2 separate regions of the Homo sapiens genome follow, and region 2 is linked to region 1. Evidence: read pairs that join two places in POLR2A ChIA-PET (ENCODE). Cell type or tissue: Caco-2. All regions are shown on one strand. Each heading gives the region's core, and the rest is flanking DNA. Links, peaks and the distances in the headings are about the cores only.

Region 1 (12,099 bases), core at 4,033-9,032:
CCAGGCTGGTCTTGAACTCCTGACCACAAATGAGCCACCTGCCTCGGCCTCCCAAAGTGCTGGGTTACAGACATGTATCACCACACATGGCTAATTTTTGTATTTTTAGTAGAGATGGGGCTTCACCATGTTGGACAGGCTGGTCTCGAACTCCTGACCTCAAATGATCCACCCGCCTCGGCCTCCCAAAGTGCTGGGATTCCAGGCGTGAGCCACCGTGCCTGACCTCGGCACATTTCAGATTTTGAATTTTCAGAGTAGGGATGTTGAACCACTAAGTACAATGGAAATACAGCAAAATCCAAAAAAAATATGAAATCTGGTCCCAAGCATGTCAGATAAGACACACCCAACCTGCATTATGAAATGCTCAGAAGAGGCAAATCCATAGAGACAGAAAGTAGATGGTAGTTGCTTCGGGATGGGGGAGGCGGGGGTGGGAGTGACGGCTAATGGATACAGTTTCCATCTGGATGATGAACATGGTCTGGAGAATGGTAGTGAGGATCCCAAAACACTGTGAACAGGACTTGATGCCACGGAACCGTATACTTTAAAATGATTCAAGTGAGACACTGTGTGTGATGTGTATTTTACCACAATAAAAAAAAAAAAAAAAGAAGAAGGTGAAAAATAAATGTGAGGTGGATTATTCTGTCCTCCTTCCATGGCTCCCATGACCATGTGGCTCAAACCCAACTCTCCGCACCCCCTTGTCCCAACGGCCCCACCCAGCCTCATCTCCCACCCCTCTCACTTCCTCTCCACACCTGCCCCAACCGGTCTACACAGCCTGTGGGTTCCTGTGATGAGCCCTCCCACTCACACTACTCCCTCTGTCTAGACCCTTCTCTCACCCACACTCCCATCCCCCCCAAGCCTTCGTCTTCCTGTATCCTAATCATCCTCCAGGTCTCTGCCTGAATGTCCCTCCCTTCCGATGTCATCCATCAGTCCCCGTGCTCTCTGCCACCACGGCACCCTGCTCCCAGCCCCCTGCTCCCAGCCCCTCAGTTGTCACGATCAGTCTGATGCCTGTCCTTCCCGCTGGACGGTGAGCTCCAGGAGGGCAGGAATCAGGCCTACCTGGTCCCCATTGGATATTCAGCACCCACCCAGCCTGAAGGACCCTGCGGTCTCTTGGGAGACATGAACAGACAGCAGATGATCCTGCCCTCACCAGCCCCCCAAACTCTCCAAGCATTACAGTAGGGCTCAGGAGGAAAAAAGTAATGGACAAGAGACGAGCAGGAGACATCAGTGGGGATGGATCTGAATGGAGGGAGAGGGCTCAAGGCAAGGAGGAGGACCCAACAGGAAGCAGGGACTTTCTTTTTTTTTTTTTTGAGATGGAGTCTCGCCCTGTCGCCCAGGCTGGAGTGCCATGGTGCGATCTCAGCTCACTGCAACCTCTGCCTCCCGGGTTCAAACAATTCTCCTGTCTCAGCCTCCTGAGTAGCTGGGATTACAGGCGCCGACCACCATACCCAGCTATTTTTTGTATTTTTAGTAGAGACGGGGTTTCACCATGCTGGCCAGGCTGGTCTTGAACTCCTGATCTCGTGATCTGCCCGCCTTGGCCTCTCAAAGTGCTGCGATGACAGGCATGAGCTGCCACGCCCAGCCAAGGGACTTTCAATGTAAGAAGGGCTTTGTGGCCGGGCGCAGTGGCTCACGCCTGTAATCCCAACACTTGGGGAGGCCGAGGCGGGTGGATCACTTGAGGTCAGTAGTTCGAAACCAGCCTGGCCAACATGGTGAAACCCCAGCTCTACTAAGTTTACAAAAATTAGCCAGTTATGGTGGCGGGTGCCTGTAAAACTAGATACTTGGGAGGCCGAGGCAGGAAAATCACTTGAACCGGGGAGGCAGAGGTTGCAGTGAGCTGAGATCACGCCACTGCACTCCACCCTGAGTGACAAGAGCAAGACTCTGTCTCAAAAAAAAAAAAAAAGAAGGGCTTGGAGGTGGGGCCAAGCCAGGTGCATGCAGTGGGTAGGGCAGGAAGGAGGAGGCAAGGCCAGTGTCCATCCTGACCTTGCCACACCCTCCAGAGATAACAGAACCTCACTGAGCACTGGCCAGCGCCGGCCTCCGGGCTCAGCATGTCACACACCCCATCTCACTGATCGTCACAACCGTCACGGGAAGAGGGCACTATTATTACCCCATCACACGGATGAGAAAACCGGGGCCCAGCAAGCTGCAGCACCTTGCGCGTGCTCACGCAGCTACCAAGTGGCTAAGTGGGCTCTGGGGCCCAGGTTTGCCTGAGTCCACCGTGGGGCTCCTGGGCAGCAGGGATACCCAAATGCTTCCGGACAGGCCCACTGGGACAGGTGCATCAGAAGCAGAGAGCCAGGGTTGGCTGGCTTCCCTCATGGGCCCACAGGCTGCCGCCTCCTTCAGGGGAGAGGCTCCTGCTCCCTTCCTTAGTTAGGCTGATGAACCAGCAGGAACCAGCGAGAGAAACCCCTGCCCTAAATCAAGGGTGTTGGTTAGACCACCTAAGCCATGATCGGAAGGGGTGGTGGTTAGACCACCTAACCAACGCCCTTGCCTAGGTGATGCACCTTTCGAGTCAGCGATACGGCATACAGACAGGGGCTTCCGCAGCTCTGACCACCCTCCCTATGCCCTCTCCCACTCAGCCTCACCCACACCAAGGCTGCACCCACCAACCCAAGGACGACTCCTCATTTTCCACCGCCAGCCTGGGCTGAGCTCCAGATGCCACATCCCCGGGGGGGTCTCACAGGCACCTCGAACCCAATGTGTCCCTAAATGACCTCATCGTTTCCCCCAACCTGCTCCTCCTCCTAGGTTCTCTTGCAATTAAAGGCACAATGTGTTCCTGACTCCCCTTCCCTTATGCCTGACACCCAACCCCTTGCTACTCTAAGTGTGTCCCCGGCCGGCAACATAATGTCACCCAAAAGCAGACTCCAGGACCCAGCCCAGACCCACCTTTACGCATCTGCATTTCCAGAGGATGCCAGGTAACGCGTGTGTCCATGAAAGTGTATTAAGCACAGCTCTAACAACAAGCCTTTCACTCTGCCTCCTACACGTCTCTCAGCTCAGTCAATGCACCCCAATCCCCCTCCACCATCATCTCCAAGCCACTGACACCTTCCCAGCCAATCTCCAGGATCCCACTCTGGTCCCACTCCCAAACTGTCTCCCCCAGGAGCTACAGGGACCTTCCAAAATGTCAACCTGATCATATGAGCCCCCTATCTAAGGCCTTGAAATGGCTTCCTGTCACCCTCACCATGAGAACCAAATTTCAAGCATTCATTCACTAAAACCAAATTTCAGGCATTCATTTAATTCTCTGTCACCCAGGCTGAAGTACAGTGGCGCAATCTCAGTTCACTGCAACCTCCACCTCCCAGGTTCAAGCAATCCTCATGCCTCAGCCTCCTGAATAGCTGGGATTACAGGTGCCCGCCACCATACCCAGTTAATTTTTTGTGTTTTTTTAGTAGAGATGGGGTTTCACCATGTTGGCCAGGCTGGTCTTGAACTCCTGACCTCAGGTGATCCACGCGCTTTGGCCTCCCAAAGTGCTGGGATTACAGGTGTGAGCCACCACACCCGGCCAGGCAGGGAGATTTGTGAGCAGAGCAGAGATGTGATGTGTCCCACAGTTTCACAGGATCACTCTGGCTGCCTTACGGAGGACGGACTGTAAGGGGAAAAACATGGCCGCAGGGAGGCTGGCTGAAAGGTTCCTCAATAATCCAGGTGACAGCTGATGATGGACTGGCCTCAAAAGACCGTGGTGGAGATGGGAGATATGATCCGTCTCTGGATGCATCATGGAGGCAGCAACAGAGCATGCTGACAAGTGGACATGGGGAATAAGAACATAAACCAAGGCTGGGCACAGTGGCTCACGCCTGTAATTCCAGCACTTTGGGAGGCTGAGGCGGGTGCATCACCTGAGGTCAGGAGTTCGAGACCAGCCTGAGCAACATGGAGAAACCCCGTCTCTACTAAAAATACAAAAATTAGCTGGGTGTGGCAGCGCATGCCTGTAGTCCCAGCTACTCGGGAGGCTGAGGCAGGAGAATCGCTTGAACCCGGGAGGTGGAGGTTGCGGTGAGCCAAGATCACGCCACTGCACTCCAGCCTGGCAACAGAGCAAAACTCCGTCTCAAGAAAAAAAAAAAAAAAAAAGAACGTAAACCAAAAATAACATTCTAAGGCCCCCAACCAACTGATGACCCTTCCCCTCAGCCAAGGGCATTCCAAAGTTAGCCAGAAAAACTGGTTCAGGCCATGATGGGAAGGGGTGGTCGGACATGCCTCCTTATGCTCTCCTCGCCTTTGGAATTCAGCCCCAGCTGACCAGCATCAACATCAGCACAGGGACCTAAAGACTCATAGAACAGACTCCAGGTCTATAAGAAACATTTGCTATCTCATCTCTCGGAAACCTGCTACCTGGAGGCGTCACCCGCATGATGAAACCTTGGTCTCCACGGCTGCTTATCTTAACCCTGACATTCCTTTCTATGGATTCCAGGTCTTTAGATAAACTCACTCAATGAACTGCCAATCAGAAAATCTTTGAATCCACCTATGGACCCTCCAAAACCCCCGATTCTGGTTGTCCTAACCTTCCAGACCAAACCAATGGACATCTTACATGGATGGACTGATGTCTCACGTCTCCCTAAAATGTATAAAACCACCTGTAGCCCAACCACCTTGGGCACTTGTTCTCGGGATCTCCTGGGGCTACATTGGTCACTCTTATTTGGCTCAGAATAAATCTCTTCGAATATTTTACAGAGTTGGACTCTTTTCATCTATAAAAACAATGTAGCCAGGCGCGGTGGCTCATGCCTGTAATCCCAGCACTTTGAGAGGCCGAGGCAGGCAGCTCACAAGGTCAGGAGATCAAGACCATCCTGGCTAACACGGTGAAACCCCGTCTCTACTAAAAATACAAAAAATTAGCCGGGCGTGGGGGCGGGTGCCTGTAGTCCCAGCCACTCGGGAGGCTGAGGCAGGAGAATGGCGTGAACCCGGGGGGCGGAGATTGTGGTGAGCCGAGATCGCATCATTGCACTCCAGCCTGGGCGACAGAGCCAGATTCCATCTCAAAAAAAAAAACAAACAAACAAACAAAAAACAATGCAGAGAAGTCAAGCTGGGGAAGGCTACAGGAAGGATGACTTTGGCGGGGCAAGAATGAAGACCTGGAGTTGGGACACGTTCAGCTTGGAAGAACTATCGGATGTCCAAGCGGAGATCACCAAGGGAGACAGAGAAGAGGAAGGGGCCCAGGCACGACAGCAGGTGGAAGGCCAGCAGAGGAGGAGGATGAGACAGACAGGCGGCGAGACGGAGGGAAACCAGGAGGACAAGACATTCACTGTCGTGAGAAAAAAAGGCAATGTTGAATCTGAGAAATGCAATCCTCCTGTCACGGTCAGGCCCAGAGAGGCACTGAAAAGCAACAGCGGTCCCTCTCACCCGCTCCATGAGCTAAGTAATCACTTCTTGAAGCCACTTGCTACATGAGCCCTAAACTAACTGATGCCACATAGCCATACACTGGACGCCATCACTCAGACCCTAGAGCTCAACAACGCACAGCCAATGTTACCCCTGTAACCAGTTAGAATGCCCATCCAACAACTTCATATCACCCCACTCCCTGTCCCCTTTGCCTTTACAAACCTGCTTGTGGCCGGGTGCAGTGGCTCATGCCTGTAATCCCAGCACTTTGGGAGGCCGAGGCAGGCAGACCACCTGAGGTCAGGAGTTCGAGACCAGCCTGGCCAACATGGCAAGATCCCATCTCTACTAAAAACACAAAAATTCACCAGGCGTGGTGGTGCACGCCTGTAATCTCAGCTACTCCGGAGACTGAGGCAGGAGAATTGCTTGAACCCGGGAGGCAGGGGTTGCAGTGAGCCGAGATCGCACCATTGCACTCTAGCCTGGGCGTCAAGAGCAAGGCTACATCTCAAGAAACAAAACAAAACAAAAACTTGCTTTTAACAAATGTCGAAGGGCGCCGTCCCCAAGGTAATTTTGAAGCGTCCCTGGCAGCTGTCCTCAACTTTGGCCCGAGCAAACTCTCTATATTAATTTTCTCTCTGTTTCTTTCTCTAGGTCGACAGTCATGAGCAAAATGGAGACAGCCTTTTGAGAAGCGAGTATGAGGCTGTGTGAGGGATGCCAAACTGAGGGCAGAGGGTGACCACCGGGTCCAGAACCAGAGTGGCTGCTGGGCATTGGTGAGAAGCAGAGGCAGAACTTCAAGAACTTCTGCTATACAGGAGAGCAGAGAGCTCGCAAGCTAAACGTGGGGTTTCAAGGGTTTGGGGCTTTTCCTGGCTGGGTGGCTGCTCCTTTGTTTCCATGGGTGATGTAGCACCTACCGTCTCATTTCCTCCAGAATCCAGCCCCAGGCTGAGGCCTCTGACTGGTTCAGGCTGTTGACCTTGATCGGGTCCTTTCTCCCTCCCCCTTTTCCACCTCTTTCTCCTTTCCTCTCCACGTCATTCTTATGCACATACACTGAATACCTGCTTGAAATGAGGGTGCCAGAAATGCTCTTTGTAGATAGGTCATCTCAGCCCTGACTTTTACAAGCTTCCAATGCCTCCGTCAGCCCGGGGCCTCAGGTGAGGAGGACCTAAAAGCTTAACTCTCCACAGGAAAAGACCCAGACCTTACCCTAGATAAGAGCTATGAATTTTTCTGAAATTCCAACCATTCCTCCCTTGGAGTTTAGAGTGTTTTTAGTCTTCAAGAGTCCCCATTTAAATGCAAATGTCCAGTTGGCAGAGGGGAGAAAGGGGAGGGAGGGTGTACCCATTGTTCCCCAGGCACAGAGCTCAATCTTATGCCTCTTATTTAATCTGCAGAATACAGACTCTTTTATTATCCACACTTTACAAATGAGAAACTGATTCTTTGAGAAATCAGGTAACTTGTCCACAGTCAGAGAGCTAGAAAATGAGAAAGCCAGGCCAGGTGCAGTGGCTCATGCCTGTAATCCCAGCACTTTGGGAGGCTGAGACGGGTGGATCACCTGAGGTCGGGAGTTCAAGACCAGCCTGGCCAACATGGTGAAACCCGCCCCCCCCCACCGCGTCTCTACCAAAAATACAGAATTAGCCAGGCGTGGTGGCGCATGCCTGTAATCCCAGCTACTCGGGAGGCTGAGGCAGGAGAATCACTTGTACCCAGGAGGCGGAGGTTGCAGTGAGCTGAGATCGCGCCACTGCACTCCAGCCTGAGCAACAAGACTGGAACTCCATCTCAAAAATAAATAAATAAATAAATAATAAAGTATACAATTCAGTAGCATTAAGTACATTCACGATGTTATGTAACCACCACCACTAATTCCATAACTTTTTCATCACCCCAAAAGGAAACTGGTCTGTTGAGTTTTGAATGAGGAATACATTAGCAGGGCTCAAACGCCAAAATTATTAGAAGGCCTATTTTGTCTTATCCTTGTCCCAATCTGTCCACTTATTCAGCCTGTGAAATGATCTTTACACACCTTTCTGCAGCTGCTGCTGCTTTTTTTTTTTTTTTTTTTTTTTTTTTTTTTTTTTTTGAGACAGGGTCTCATTCTATTACCCTGGCTGGAGTGCAGTGGCAAAATCTCAGCTCATTGCAACCTCCGCCTCCTGGGCTCAGGCGATCCTCCCACCTCAGCCTCCCAAGTAGCTGGAACCACAGGCATGCCCCGCCCCAACCGGCTAATTTTTTTTTTTTTTTTTTTTGTATTTTTGGTAGAGATAGGGTTTCACCATGTTGCCCAGGCTGGTCTCGAACTCCTGAGCTCAAGCAATCTGCCCACCTCAGCCTCCCAAAGTGCTGGGATTACAGACATGAGCCACTGCACCCAGCCTACTGCAGCTTCTTTATGCAAATACAAGCCAACACAACACAAAGATGAAGTACTATTTTCCGTTTTTTTTTTTTTCAGACAAAGTCTCAGTCTGTCCCCTAGGCTGGAGTGCGGTGGCGCAATCTCAGCTCACTGCAACCTCCGCCCCTCGGGTTCAAGCGATTCTCATGCCTCAGCCTCCCAAGCAGCTGGGATTACAGACACCCACCACCGCACCCAGCTAATTTTTGTATTTTTACTAGAGTCCCACTTTTGGGAGGCTGAGGTTGGAGGATCGCTTGAGCCCAAGAGTTTGAGACCAGGCCTGGGCAACAAAGTGGGATCCAGTCTCTACAAAAACTTTGCCAGGCATGGTAGTGTGCACCTGTGAGGAGGCTGAGGCAGGAGGATCCCTTGAGCCCAGGAGGTCAAAGCTGCAGTGTTCACACCACTGCACTCTAGCCTGGGTGACAGAACAAAACTTTGTCTTTGTAAAAAAAAAAATCTAGGGAGAACTTTCCATCAAGTGTGAAAGTTGTCAGTATCAAAAACGGAGTGGCTTACATCAAACCCTAACAAAAGGAAGCCATGAAGAAAAGGCCCTCGCGCATGACTGCGGGTAACAGAAACTGCCGGGAAGGGCTGTCCCTGCTGGAACTTTCCAGTTAAGCCACTTCTGTGAAGACCCTCTCCTAGCAGCAGCCAATACCACCAAGAACAAAAGCCCCCTCCTGAGATAAGCCTCTGTAACCAACGGTCTTTGTTTCAAAGCAGCTTATATGACCTTCTTTTTCCTCTAAAAGCTTCCCCTTGTCCCACTCCCCTCGGATGTGCCTATGGTCCATCAGAGCATGGACACCTCAGATTGCAACCCCTTGCTATTCCCAAAGAAACTCTTTGTTTTGGAGAACTCGTCTTTCTGTCACTCATTTTAGGCTGATGCAGTTACACAGACAGCTTCACCTTTTTTTTTTTTTTTTTTTTTGAGACAGAGGCTCATTCTGTCATCCAAGCTGGAGTGCAATGGTGCAATCTCAGCTTACTGCAACCTCCACCTTCTGGGTTCAAGCGATTCTCCTGCCTCAGCCTCCCGAGTAGCTGGGATTACAGGCGTGCATCACCACACCCAGCTAATTTTTGTATTTTTAGTAGAGACCATGTTGGCTAGTCTGGTCTCGAATTCCTGGCCTCAGGTGATTCACCCACCTCAGCCTCCAAAAGCGCTGAGATTCCAGGCGTGAGCCACCACGCCTGGCCTCATCATTCTATTTTAAGTAGTTAGTCCATGGTATGAATGTGAAATAATTTAGGCAGCCAGTTCACTATGAATAGGGATTTGGTTGTTTCCAGTGTTTTGCTATTTCAAATAATATTGCCGTGAATGACCTCATTCTACGTCATTCCACGTGTGTGGAAAGATGCACATCTGACAGATCCCCAGAGGTGGCTCACTGGGTCAAGGAGGATAGCATGGATAATGGAGACAGCTACTGCCAAACTGTACTGCCCATGGGATGGTACCAATTGAACCCCAATGAAATCAGCATGAAGGTGAGGGTCCACGTGCTCACCCAACACGCCGTGCTGGCACCCCCGTGGCTGGCACCAACTCCAAAGCAGCTTTTGTCTATGGTGTTTGCTGGCCCTACCGCTGTTGCCTCTCCCTCCTCTGTAATGAAGCTCCCCACCTCTGCTTTAGGGAACTGCCCCTCTCCCGCTGGACAGGACTCTTGTAACACAACACCACTCTGACCAGAGTGCGCCCCTGACTCTCCCTGGGCCAATCATGGCTCCCCGCTCCCACCCCTGCACATAGGGACTGAGATGGACACACAATCCAGGCCAATCAGAACTCCTCCCTGGAATGTATCTAACCAGAGCTGTTGGAAAGGAGCTTTCCTTCCTCTCTGGGGGAAATTCAGCCATTAAAATGTTTAGCCCTTGGCTGGGCGCAGTGGCTCATGCCTGTAATCCCAGCACTGTGGGAGGCCGAGGTGGGTGGATCACCTGAGGTCAGGAGTTCAAGACCAGCCTGGCCAACATGGTGAAACCTCGTCTCTATTAAAAATACAAAAATTAGCCAGGTGTGGCGGCGCATGCCTGGAATTCCAGCTACTTGGGAAGCAGAGGCAGGAGAATCACTTGAACCCAGGAGGCGGAGGTTGCAGTAAGCCAAGATCGCACCACTGCACTCCAGCCTGGGTGACAAGAGTGAAACTCTGTCTCAAAAGAATAATAGTAATAATAAAATAAAATGAAACGTTTAGCCCACAAGGATCTACAACCATGGATCCAACATCATGGAGACAGATGGCCCAAGAGAATGAAGCCAACACAAAGAGACACAGTGACGAGACAGAGAGGAGTTCTGCCAATGCCCCTGGATCCAGCTGTTTCTGAGGCCCAACCCTTTCCACAGATGGGTTACCCCAGCCAATAAACCCCCTTATTTTGTTTGGCTAATTCAAGATGGGCCTCTGTCACTTGCCACCAAGGGTCTTGACTAATGTACTGTACCTAAAGTATAATCCCGCCTTTGTTACAATACAGAGAAACAGACGTAGATGCAGATGTAAGTATATTACGTGAAAGGGTGTGCTTTTGCATAGAAAAAAAAGACCACAAAAAAAATATTAAACGTTAATATCTCTACAGTCTCCCTTGTGGGACTGAAGGTGATTTTTATTTTAATCCTTGTGCTTTTCTGTGTTTTCCAAATTTTCTGCAAGGAACAAGGATTTTTAAAATATAATAAACATTTCTTTCAAAAACCAGATTGTCAGGCAGGGCACGGTGGCTCATGCCTGTAATCCCAGCACTTTGGGAGGACGAGGCAGGCAGATCACGAGGTCAAGAGTTTGAGACCAGCCTGGCCAACATAGTAAAACCCCGTATTTACTAAAAATACAAAAAAATTAGCCAGGTGTGGTGGTGGGCGCCTGTAATCCCAGCTACTCGGGAGGCTAAGGCAAGGAGAATCACTTGAACTTGGGAGGGAGGTTACAGTGAGCCGAGATTGCACCATTGCATTCCAGCCCGGGTGACAGTGCGAGACTCCATCTCCAAAAAAAAAAAAAAAGATTGTCAAGCAGCAGCACAGAGTGCACTCTGAGGAAGGTTCTGAGGCCATGCCGGGGTCAGGGGCCATACAGATTCCCACCCCTGAGGCCTGCTCTGCAGGTCAACGCACCCTGGAGTAGCTGCTGCCCATCTCAAAGCAGGCCAGCAGGTCACAGAGGGCATCCACATTGTGGTCACAAAACTCAAGCCCTCCACTCACGTGGCCCGGAGCCACGTTCCACCTGGGCCACTTGCTGACCCCCTATACGTCCCCGCTCACCAGATCAGCCTCCTAGGAGAGCGCCACAGGGTGCTGGCTGACGGCTGGCCATGAGCCCAAGACTGCAGGAAAGGGAAATGTCAGGATGAGAAGGGAGCTCGCAGAAGGTGGCCCAGCGCTGCCCGCACCTGCTCCCGGGACCTGACCTTCCCCAGCAACACGTGACCCTCAGTGGGGGTGTGAGCTTGGGCAGGACAGAGCCCTGAGGGACCTTCAACTTCAGAACGTGGGCTGTTGGGGAAGGGAGGGCTGCTGCTTCCCTGGAGTCCCCAAGGCACTTTGGTTCCCAACTCAGCTGAGCATTCACAGAGACCAGGCGAGAACCACCAGCCAGCCCACCCCATCTTCAACCAGAGGAACGCTTTTTCTATTGTACATATTAAGGTTTTGCATAAAGTTTGTTTAGGTTTTTTTTTTTTCATCATTTTACCCCTTTTTAAGTTTGCAATTCAGTGGCATTTACATCGTTGTACAACTAACCCCATTGTCCATTTCCAGAACTTTATCATCATCCCGAACAGGAACTTTGTACACATTCAACAAAAATTCTCTTTCCCTCCAACACCTGGCAACCTCTATTCTACTTTCTGCCCCTAGGAATTTGCCTATTCTAGGTGCCTCATATAAGCATACTATACACTATAAGAGTAGATAGACTATAGACTATATTTGTGCACCCCTTAAAATTTCTGTGTTGAAATCCTAACTAACACTGCCGTGGTATGAGGAAGAGGGGCCTTTGGGAGGTGATTGGGTCAGGAGGAGTGAAGCCCTCATGAATGGAATCAGTGCCTTGGAAAAGAGGCCCCTGAGAGCTCCCTTGCCCCTTCGCTATGTGAGAACATGGCGAGAAGACGGTTGTCTGTGATGCAGGATTTGAGCCCTC
Region 2 (10,078 bases), core at 3,925-8,924, 53 kb after region 1:
TGGCTCCCCCACAGGGAAGGGCTGGCCGGAGCAGTAGCTGGCCTCCAGCCTGAGAGCCTCTGCCACGCTCCCCCTGGGCCCCCACCGTCACTGGCGTGCCTGCTGCAACCGATCGTGTATGAACCCTCCCCCTTGTTTTTCAAGGGGATTTTTTTTTTTTCTAATAGGAAGCTGATAAAAAGCAACCAAAGAGATGCTGACCAGATGGGATGAATGAGATCCCAGTTCCCAGTCAGAGCTCAAACTGGCTGGTGCCGGGTGGGCTGGGAGAAGAGCTTGGGGATTACAGGCAGGTACCACCACGCCCGGCTAATTTTTGTATTTTTAGTAGAGAGGGGGTTTCACCATGTTATCCAGGCTGGTCTTGAACCCCTGACCTCAGGTGATCCACCCGCCTTGGCCTCCCAAAGTGCTGGGATTACAGGCATGAGCCACCGCGCCAGGCCTCAAATGTCCCTTCTATGGAGAGGCTCTTCCTGACCACCCACCCAGGGTAGCCCCTTCCCCCAGCCCCGAGCCCCACCCTCATCGCCTCACTGTTCTATTTCCTTCGCAGGACTGGGCACTGTCTGAAACCATCTGCGTTCTTCATTCTGTTCTCATCTGCCTCCCTGACTAGAAAGTGCCACAAAACCCAACAGGGTCTGAATTGTCCACTTTTGTAGGACTCACACTCAGAACACGCTTTGGGAATGAGAGCTGTTGGATGTGCGAGTGGGTATCCACTCAGCTGAGCTCTCCTGAGCTAAAGAGCCCAACCACACACACCCCTGGGACGATCCACAAGCTCCTCAAACGCACCACACTCAAGGCCGAAGGCATCATCTTCTCTGCTACTAGGCTTCCCTCCTGCCTCACCCACGTGACTACTTTGCAAATCCCCCAAATGTGAAACCCCCATTTCCATGGGACTTTCTCTTTCTTTCTTTCTCTCTCTCTTTCTTTCTTTCTCTCCTCTCTCTCTCTCGAAACGGAGTCTCGCTGTGACACCAGGCTGAAGTGCAGTGGTGTCATCTCGGCTCACTGCAACCTCCCATTCCCAGGTTCAAGCGATTCTCTTGTCTCAGCCTCCCAAGTAGCTGGGACTACAGGCGTACGCCACCACGCCCAGCTAATTTTTATATTTTTAGTAGAGACGGGGTTTCGCCATGTTGGCCAGGATGGTCTCGATCTCTTGACCTCGTGATCCGCCCGCCTCAGCCTCCCAAAGTGTTGGGATTACAGGCGTGAGCCACCGCGCCCGGCCGGAAATCCTCCTTTCATGCTGCACGTGGGCTAGATGCCTGGGCTCAGGATTCACCTTCTTAGGACCCTAGCCTGGCCCTCCCCTCCAACCCCAGCCAAGAGGACATTCAGGCCCCACCCCTCCTCAGGAGCACAGCAAGCATCTCCTCCCTTCCGCAATCCATCCCCAAAGCTCCCAAGGCCGCCTTCCCAAGTCACCAAGGAGACAGGCGGTTCCCCCATCCCGCTCTTCCAGGGCACCCGTCATCTCGCCGGCAACACACTCAGAGCCTCCCCGAGCGGATCCCCACCCTCGCCTCTGGCTGTTTCCTGCCATGTCCCTCCATCCATTTCGAGAGCCTGGCTCACCGCTTCTCAAACAGCTCTACACACTTCCCCACCCACCCGCAGCCTTTGCCCTTACTGTTTCCTCAGTGTGAAATGCCCCCTGCAGGCCAGGCATGGTGGCTCACGCCTGTAATCCCAGCACTTGGGGAGGCCGAGGCGGGGAGATCACGAGGTTAGGAGATTGAGACCATCCTGGCTAACACGGTGAAACCCTGTGTCTACTAAAAATACAAAAAAAAAAAAAAAAAAAAATTTGCTGGGCGTGGTGGTGGGTGCCTGTAATCCCAGCTACTCGGGAAGCTGAGGCAGCAGAATCGCTTGAACCTGGGAGGAGGAAGTTGCAGTGAGCCGAGATGGCACCACTGCACTCCAGCCGGGGCGACAGAGCAAGACTCCGTCTCAAAAAAAAAAAAAAACAGAAAGAAAGAAAGAAAAAAGAAAAAAAATGCCCCCTGCAACCTTCTCTTCCTAGGGATTCCTTTTCAACCTTCCAGCGCCGCCTCCTTCAAGAAGCCTTCCCTCATTCCACCAGGAAGAATATCTCTATTGGCACTGCCTCATGCTTTGCAGATGACTGTTAAATGTCTGTTTCCTCCAGAGACTGTGAGTTCCTTGGATGCGGGCACCAGACCCTCTTCACACCTAAACGCTCTGTCTTCAGTAACAGCTGCAGTCACGAGCACTAACTCTGCGCCAAGCACCATGCTAAGTGCTTTTCCTATGTTAGCTCATTTCATCCTCAAACATCCCTGTGAGACAGGGACGCTCCTTATCTTCACTTTCCGGATGGGAAAACAAGCTCAGAGAGGTTCAGACGGTTGCCCAAGGTAACCCCAGCAGTGAGTGGCAGAGCCAGGATTCAACAAAGGGATCCCCGGCTCCTAAAACAGAGGCGGCTGGCTACAAATAGGAGCTCGATGAATATTCATCAGATAAACAAACAGCTTCATTTCTCCTGCCTCTGGCCTCGGTGCTGTCAACAGCTCAGTCAAAGCGTGAACACTCATGTTCTTGCTTCCTGTATTCCAATTCTGACCCAGTTCCAACAGCAAAGTTTCTTCTCTTCCCTTCTCCCTCCTCTTGCCCAAATCATGAGCCAAAAACAACCCTGCGGAGACAGGCTGGAGAGATGCTGCTGCTAGGCCTGTGTTTGAAAGGGAAGATGGGACTAGGTGTGGTGGCTCACACCCATAATACCAGCAATTTAGGAGGCCAAGGTGGGAGGATCACTTGAGGCCAGGAGTTCAAGACCAGCCTGGACAGCATAGCAAGACCCCATCTCTATAAGAAACATTTTAAAAATTAGCCAGGTGTGGTGGCACATGCCTGTCATCCCAGCTACGCAGGAAGATTGCTTGTGCCATGAGTTCAAGGCTGCAGTGAGCCACAATTATGCCACTGCACTCCAGCCTGGGGGACAGAGCAACACCTTGTCTCCTAAAAGAGGAAGTGGTGCAGGGAGGCAGCATGATACGTTTTGGGGTAAAATTGGACATTGTACAGAGGCTTCCCTCAAACAGTCCAGGTGCTTCCTTTCGAACCACCACAGGCATCTCCAGCCGCCGCCTCCTCCTCCTCTCTGGCCAAGCCTCTGCTTCTACTTAGTCAACAGAATTTGTGACCCATATGCTATTTCTTTTTTTTTTTTTTTTTTTTTTTGAGACAGAGTTTCGCTTTTGTCACCCAGGCTGGAGTGCAATGGCGCAATCTCGGCTCACTGCAACCTCCGCCTCCCAGGTTCAAGCAATTCTCCTGCCTCAGCCTCCCGAGTAGCTAGGATTACAGGCATGCACCACCATGCCCGGCTAATTTTTGTATTTTTAGTAGAGACAGGGTTTCTCCACGTTGAGGCTGGTCTCGAACTCCTGACCTCAGGTGATCTGCCCGCCTCGGCCTCCCAAAATGCTGGGATTACAGGCGTGAGCCACCATGCCCGGACTTTTTTTTTTTTTTGAGATGGAGTCTAGCTCTGTCACCCAGGCTGGAGTACAGTGGCACAATCTCGGTTCACTGAAACCTCCGCCTCCCGGGTTCAAGTGATTCTCCTGCCTCAACCTCCCAAGTAGCTGAGATTACAGGCGTGTGCCACCATGCCCAGCTAATTTTTGTACTTTAGTAGAGACAGGGTTTCACCATGTTGGCCAGGCTGGTCTCGAACTCCTAATCTCAAGTGATCCATCTGCCTCGGCCTCCCAAACTGCTGGGATGACAGGTGTGAGCCACCACACCTGGCCCATGTGCTGTTTCTTTTTTTCTTTCTTTCTTTTTTTTTTTTTTTTGAGACAGTCTTGCTCTGTCACCCAGGCTGGAGTGCAGTGGCACAATCTCAGCTCACTGCAAGCTCTGCCTCCCGGGTTCACGCCATTCTCCTGCCTCAGCCTCCCGAGTAGCTGGGACTACAGGCGCCCGCCACCACGCCCAGCTAATTTTTTATATTTTTAGTAGAGATGGGGTTTCACCATGTTGGCCAGGATGGTCTCGATCTCCTGACCTCGTGATCCGCCCGCCTCGGCCTCCCAAAGTGCTGGGATGACAGGTGTGAGCCGCCGTGCCCGGCCCCATGTGCTGTTTCTTGTTCAGTCGTGTTGCTTCCCATTCTGCTTGCTTAGTAATTGCTCCACAATTGCTCTGCACCCTTTCCCGCTGCCTTATTGCTTACTGGCCCCTCAGGGCCACTCACTGATTATGTAGTTGCCTCTTTTGACCTTGAGTCAGGAATGCAGCCACCTCTTCTGACCTTGACTGGATGTGTGTGTGAGCTGTGGGTTCTGACGGCCCAGCCGGAGAGGAGCGAGTGGCACACTTTTCTGGAGGGCCCAGAGAGCCCACGTTACGCCATGCGTCCAGGACCACCTCCACTGCAGAGACGATAGTGTATGCTCAATACTCAGGTGGGCTAAGAATGGATGGTCAGGTGCCCAGAGGAAGACAAAGGCAAAATGGCTTTTCAACGAAACTAGAATCCTAACAGTTTTTCTTTCTCAAACACTTACAAATTCCTGAACCCACGCTGTTTGGGGGCGTATGTCGTGCAGACATTGCTGGGGCTCCCCTGACAAAGGTTGGGTTCCAGTTCATTCTGAGGCCCTTAGGCCCCGGGGTGGGAGACCAAAACCCCACAGGACACCAGGACACAGCCCTCCCAGGCAAAGTGGGGGCCCATTGACTCCCTGGCCGATAGGGCTTCAAAAACAGCATCTGGACATCCTGGGTTCCAATGTCAACAGAGAAAATGTCAGGGATGAGGTATCCGGAAGCCAGCCCCATGCCACCCGCCATCCCCATGACACCCCAATCCTCTGCACCCATCTCAGCCACCCATTTACAGCATTTTTCACTTTACCAAGAGACTCGCCACAGGGCTGTGCCTCACCCCAAGGAAGCAGCACTCCCTGAGTAACTGAAATTACAGATGCGCACCACCACACCCGGCTACTTTTTGTATTTTTAGTAGAGACAGGGTTTCACCATGTTGGTCAGGCTGGTCTAGAACTCCTGACCTCACAGCTGCCTCAGCCGCTCAAAGTGCTGGGACTGGGGGGAGTGGGGAGGGATAGCATTAGGAGATATACCTAATGTTAAATGAAGAGTTAATGGGTGCAGCACACCAACATGGCACATGTATACATATGTAACAAACCTGCACGTTGTGCACATGTACGCTAAAACTTAAAGTATAATTAAAAAAAAAATTTCCCCAAAGGAAAAAAAAAAAGTGCTGGGATTATAGGCGTGAGCCACCTTTTCTTAAAAAAAAAAAAAAAAAAAAAAACAAAAAAAAACAGGGTTTTATTGTCCTCCAGGCGGAGTACGGTGGTGTGATCATAGCTCACTGCAGCTTCCCACTCCTGGGCTCAAGCAATCCTCCCACCTGACTCCCAAGTAGCTGAGACTACAGGCACATACCACACAACACCTGGCTAATTGTTTTTTAATTTTCTTTGGCAACGAGGTTTCACCATGTTGCCCAGGCTAGTGTTAAACTCCTGGGCTCAAGTGATCCTCTGGCCTCAGCCTCCCAAAGTGCTATGATTACAGGCGTGAACCACGGCGCCCAGCCTAACAGCTATTTTTGTTGCTGTTATAATGGCAATCGGCAAAGACCGTGTTTGTGCCTTTTGGGGAACTGTTTCTGAGCATGAATGAGGCTGTATGTGTGAACCTGGGTGACCCTGCGTGGTCATGTCTCAATGGTACATACCTGTGTGTGTGTGTGCGTGAATGCAAGAGACACCAGGACCCACGACATATTATGCTTGAACTGGGTGCTGACCATGGGATTGGGCAACCCTGGAGGTGACAGTTCTGTCTGCCCAAGGAGGCAGGAGCTGCATCTGAAATCCTCACTGCCCCAGACACCAGCTTGCCGCCTCCTCCTCCTCAGCACCACCCGGTGGCACTGGCTTTATGCGGTTCAGATGCCTTCTGGCCTGGGGGTCCAGGGACGTTTCTGCAGTGCGTAATCCATCATAGACAGCATAGACTCTCTGGGCTTGTCCAGCCCTTGGAAGTCCTCCAGGGGAGTCTGGACCTCATTCTCAACCAGCGCTGTACAGTAGAACTTTCTGGGATGATGAAAATGTTCTGTAATGTTCTGTACCTGCGTTGTTCCCTATGGTAGCCACCAGCCACATGTGGCTACTGAGCCCTTGAGATGTGGCTAGTGCAACCGAGGAGCTGCATTTTTAATTGTACTTAATTCACTTAAATTTAAAACACCACACTTGGCGGGGCAAGGTGGCTCACACCTGTAATCCCAGCACTTTGGGAGGCCAAGGCGGATGGATTGCTTGAGACCAGGAGTTCAAAACCAGCCTGGGCAACATGGCAAAACTTCATCTCTACAAAAAAAAAAAAATTAGCCAGGCATGGTGGCAGATGCTGTGGTCCCAGCTACTCCGGAGGCTAAGGTGGGAGGATCGCTTGAGCCTAGGAGGTGGAGGTTGCAGTGAACTGTAAGCGTGCCACTGCACTCCAGCCTGGGCGACAGAGCGAGACTCCGTCTCAAAAAAAAAAAAAAAAAAAAGGTGTAAAGAAATACATCAGAATGATAACATTTTGGGTGATGGGTCATATTTTTATTTTTTAATCTCTATTTGTACATATTCTCTAAATGTTCTACAGTGAGCATGTACTATTTTTATAATCAGGAAAAGTGCTATTTTTAAAGAGGGGAAAAAAGAATGTAGCAATATATGGAAATGCTTGTGACACAGAAAAAGGGTGAAGAGAAGCGCATCCCTGGGCCTGTGGAGAGGGACTCGAGGGAGGCTCAGACACAGCGATCTGACAGTGGAGCCATGAGGGTTTCCAAGCGCTTATTCAGAGATCTGTTCATGTTTGTATAATAAAGAATAAAATAATAGGCAGGACGCGGTGGCTCATGCCTGTAATCCCAGCACTTTGGGAGGCCGAGGCAGGCAGATCAACAGGTCAGCAGTTCGAGAGCAGCCTGGCCAACATAATGAAACCTATCTCTACTAAAAATACAAAAAAAAAAAAAAAAACCATTATCCGGGCCGTGGTGGCGGGCACCTGTAGTCCCAGCTACTTGGGAGGCTGAGGCAGGAGAATTGCTTGAACCCGGGAGGCGGAGATTTTAGTGAGCCGAGATCATGCCACTATACAGAGTGAGACTCCGTCTCAAAATAAAATAAAATAAAATATGCTTCTGTCACTCAAATCAACATGAAAATCAAACATCAGTGAGGACGTGGGGAATGGGAATCATAGAATTGGGAGCAGTGAAAATACTAAGTCCTCTTTTTTTTTTTTTTTTTGAGACGGTGTCTCTCATTGCTGCCCAGGCTGGAGTGCAGTGATGAGATCTCAGCTCACTGCAGCCTCTGCCTCCCGTCTTCAAGTGATTCTCCTGCCTCAGCCACCCTAGTAGCTGGATTACAGGCACCCGCCACCACACCTGGCTAATTTTTGTGTTTTTAGTAGAGACGGGGTTTTGCCATGTTGGCCAGGCTGGTCTCGAGCTCCTGACCTCAAGTGATCCGCCCACCTTGGCCTGCCAAAGTGCTGTGATTACAGGCGTGAGCCACCGCGCCCAGCCTAAGTCCTCTCTTGAGGGCAATCTGGCAGCATCCAGTAGAGCTGCGACCCAACAGCCCCACCTCTAGGTACCCCTCATGACCTCACACAAACGCACAGAGGGCCAGGCAAGGGGAAAGCCACTGCCTGCAGCATTGCTTGCAATATCAGAAAATGGAAACGACCTAGGTGTCCAGCAAGAGGGGATCAATGGGGGATACAAAAAAAATGTGATCTATTTGTACAAATTAATATGCATGGCACCAAAAAGAAAAAACTAGGCCAGAAGTGGTGGCTCCCGCCTGTAATCCCAACACTTTGGGAGGCCAAGGTTGGAGAATCATTTGAGCCCAGAAGTTTGAGACAGCAAGATGGTGAAACCTCATCTCTACAAAAATTTCTTAAAAACTTAACCAAGCATGGTGGTGCATGCTGTAGTCCCAACCACGTGGGAGGCTGAGGTTGGAGAATCACTTGAGCCCTGGGGGTATTGAGGCTACAGTGAGCCAGGATCACACCACCTTGAGCAACAGAGTGAGATCCTGTCTCAAAAAAAAAAAAAAAAGGAGAAAGAGAGAAGAAACTAGATCTATCACCAGGCGCTGAGGCTCATGCCTGTAATCCCAGCACTTTGGGAGGCCGAGGCAGGTGGATCATCTGAGGTCAGGAGTTCAAGACCAGCCTGGCCAAAAAACCCCGTCTCTACCAAAAACACAAAAATTAGCTGGGCATGGTGGCATGCACCTGTAATCCCAGCTACCCAGGAGGCTGAGGCAGGAGAGTCGCTGGAACCCGGGAGGCAGAGGCTGCAATGAGCCGAGATTGCACCACTGCACTCCAGCCTGGGTGACAGAGCAAGACTCCGTCAAAAAAGAAAAAAAAAAGTGTGTGGTGGCATGCTCCTGTGATCCCAGCTGCTTGGAAGGCTGATGCAAGAGAATCACTTGTACCCAGGAGGCAGAGGTTGCAGTCAGCCAAGATCCTGCCACTGCACTCCAGCAGAGCAAGACTCAGTCTCCAAAAAAAGAAAAAAAAAAAAAAAGCAAGGCATGGTGGCTCACATCTGTAATCTCAGCACTTTGGGAGGCCAAGGCAGGCAGATGATGAGGTCAGGAGATCGAGACCATCCTGGCTAACACGGTGAAACCCCGTCTCTACTAAAAATACAAAAAAAATTAGCCGGGTGTGGTAGCGGGCGCCTGTAGTCCCAGGTACTTGGGAGGCTGAGGCAGGAGAATGGCGTGAACCTGGGAGGCGGAGCTTGCAGTGAGCCAAGATCGCGCCACTGCATTCCAGCCTGGGCGACAGAGTGAGACTCTGTCTCAAAAAAAAAAAAAATAGACTTTACAACCATGTGGACAGACACACATGCAGAACGATAATGGTAATATATCCATCCTGTGTCTGCTACATCCCCTCTCTGTTCTAAGCACTAGACATGTATAAACTTACTCAGTCTCCAAAACAACCCTTGCAGTAGGTTTCAGGCTTTGCTATTAGTCCAGTTTCAAAGATTAGAAAAGGGAGGCATGGAGAGATGAAGGAACCTGCCTGAGGTCTCACAGCTGCTGCGTGTCAGAGCCAAGATCTGAACCCAGGCAATCTAGCGCCAGAACGCCACCTCACACAAATTCAAAAGGATGTCAGGTATGTCCCTTTTTAATGCACACAAAAACTATAAATGTTTCTAGATACCTGTGTATGAATGTGAAAGCATTAAAAATGTGGGCTGAGGCCGGGCACGGTGGCTCACACCTGCAATCCCAAAACTTTGGGAGGCCAAGGCAGGTGGATCACTTGAGGTCAGGAGTTCAAGACCAGCCTGGCCAACATGGTGAAACCCCATCTCTACTAAAAAAAAATACAAAAATTAGCCGGGCGTGGTGGCACGCACTTGTAATCCCAGCTACTTGGGAGGCTGAGGCAGGAGAATTACTTGAACCGGGAGGCGGAGGTTGCAGTGAGCCAAGATCGCACCACTGCACTCCAGCCTGGGCAACAGAGACTCCGTCTCAAAAATAAATAAATAAATAAATAAATAAATAAATAAATAAATAAATAAATAAAGTGGGCTGAGAGAAAACACAAAATTCCTGCTAATGGTAGCCCCTATGGATGGAAGAAATAGAGGAACGGAGGCAAGCAGAAATGATGACCGGAACTTAACTTTATGTGTGTGTTTTATTTCTTTAATTTTAAAAAAAGCTAAAAAAATTAAACATAGAGGCCGGGCGCAGTGGCTCACGCCTGTAATCCCAGCACTTTAGGAGGCCGAGGAGGGCAGATCACGAGGTCAGGAGATTGAGACCATCCTGGCTAACACAGTGAAACCCCGTCTCTGTTAAAAATACAAAAAATTAGCCAGGCGTGGTCGTGGGCACCTGTAGTCCCAGCTACTCGGGAGGCTGAGGCAGGAGAATGGCATGAACCTGGGAAGCAGAGGTTGCAGTGAGCTGAGATTGTGCCC

What was found. ChIA-PET counts read pairs that join two places held together with the same protein. Peaks named below come from ENCODE experiments on the same cell type or tissue, not always from the same donor. Only the 100,000 strongest peaks of a DNase experiment are listed, where the experiment ranks them.
Region 2: POLR2A ChIA-PET joins it to region 1 with 6 read pairs; 7 of 35 experiments call an interaction of 5 or more read pairs at or near these places.

Annotation. Positions count from the first base shown.
Region 1 is chr17:2,868,973-2,881,071 of GRCh38, reverse strand. The region is part of intron 2 of RAP1GAP2 (RAP1 GTPase activating protein 2); the gene reads right to left. Among named protein-coding and RNA genes, the nearest start is that of RAP1GAP2, 79 kb to the right of the region's middle. RefSeq lists enhancers at 522-1,439, 4,471-5,225, 6,738-7,493, 8,249-9,004. In Caco-2, for the core only: no CTCF peak of the experiment used is centred there; DNase peaks (open chromatin) are centred at 4,431 and 6,541.
Region 2 is chr17:2,817,894-2,827,971 of GRCh38, reverse strand. The region is part of intron 2 of RAP1GAP2 (RAP1 GTPase activating protein 2); the gene reads right to left. Among named protein-coding and RNA genes, the nearest start is that of RAP1GAP2, 26 kb to the right of the region's middle. RefSeq lists an enhancer at 2,888-2,967. In Caco-2, for the core only: no CTCF peak of the experiment used is centred there; no DNase peak of the experiment used is centred there.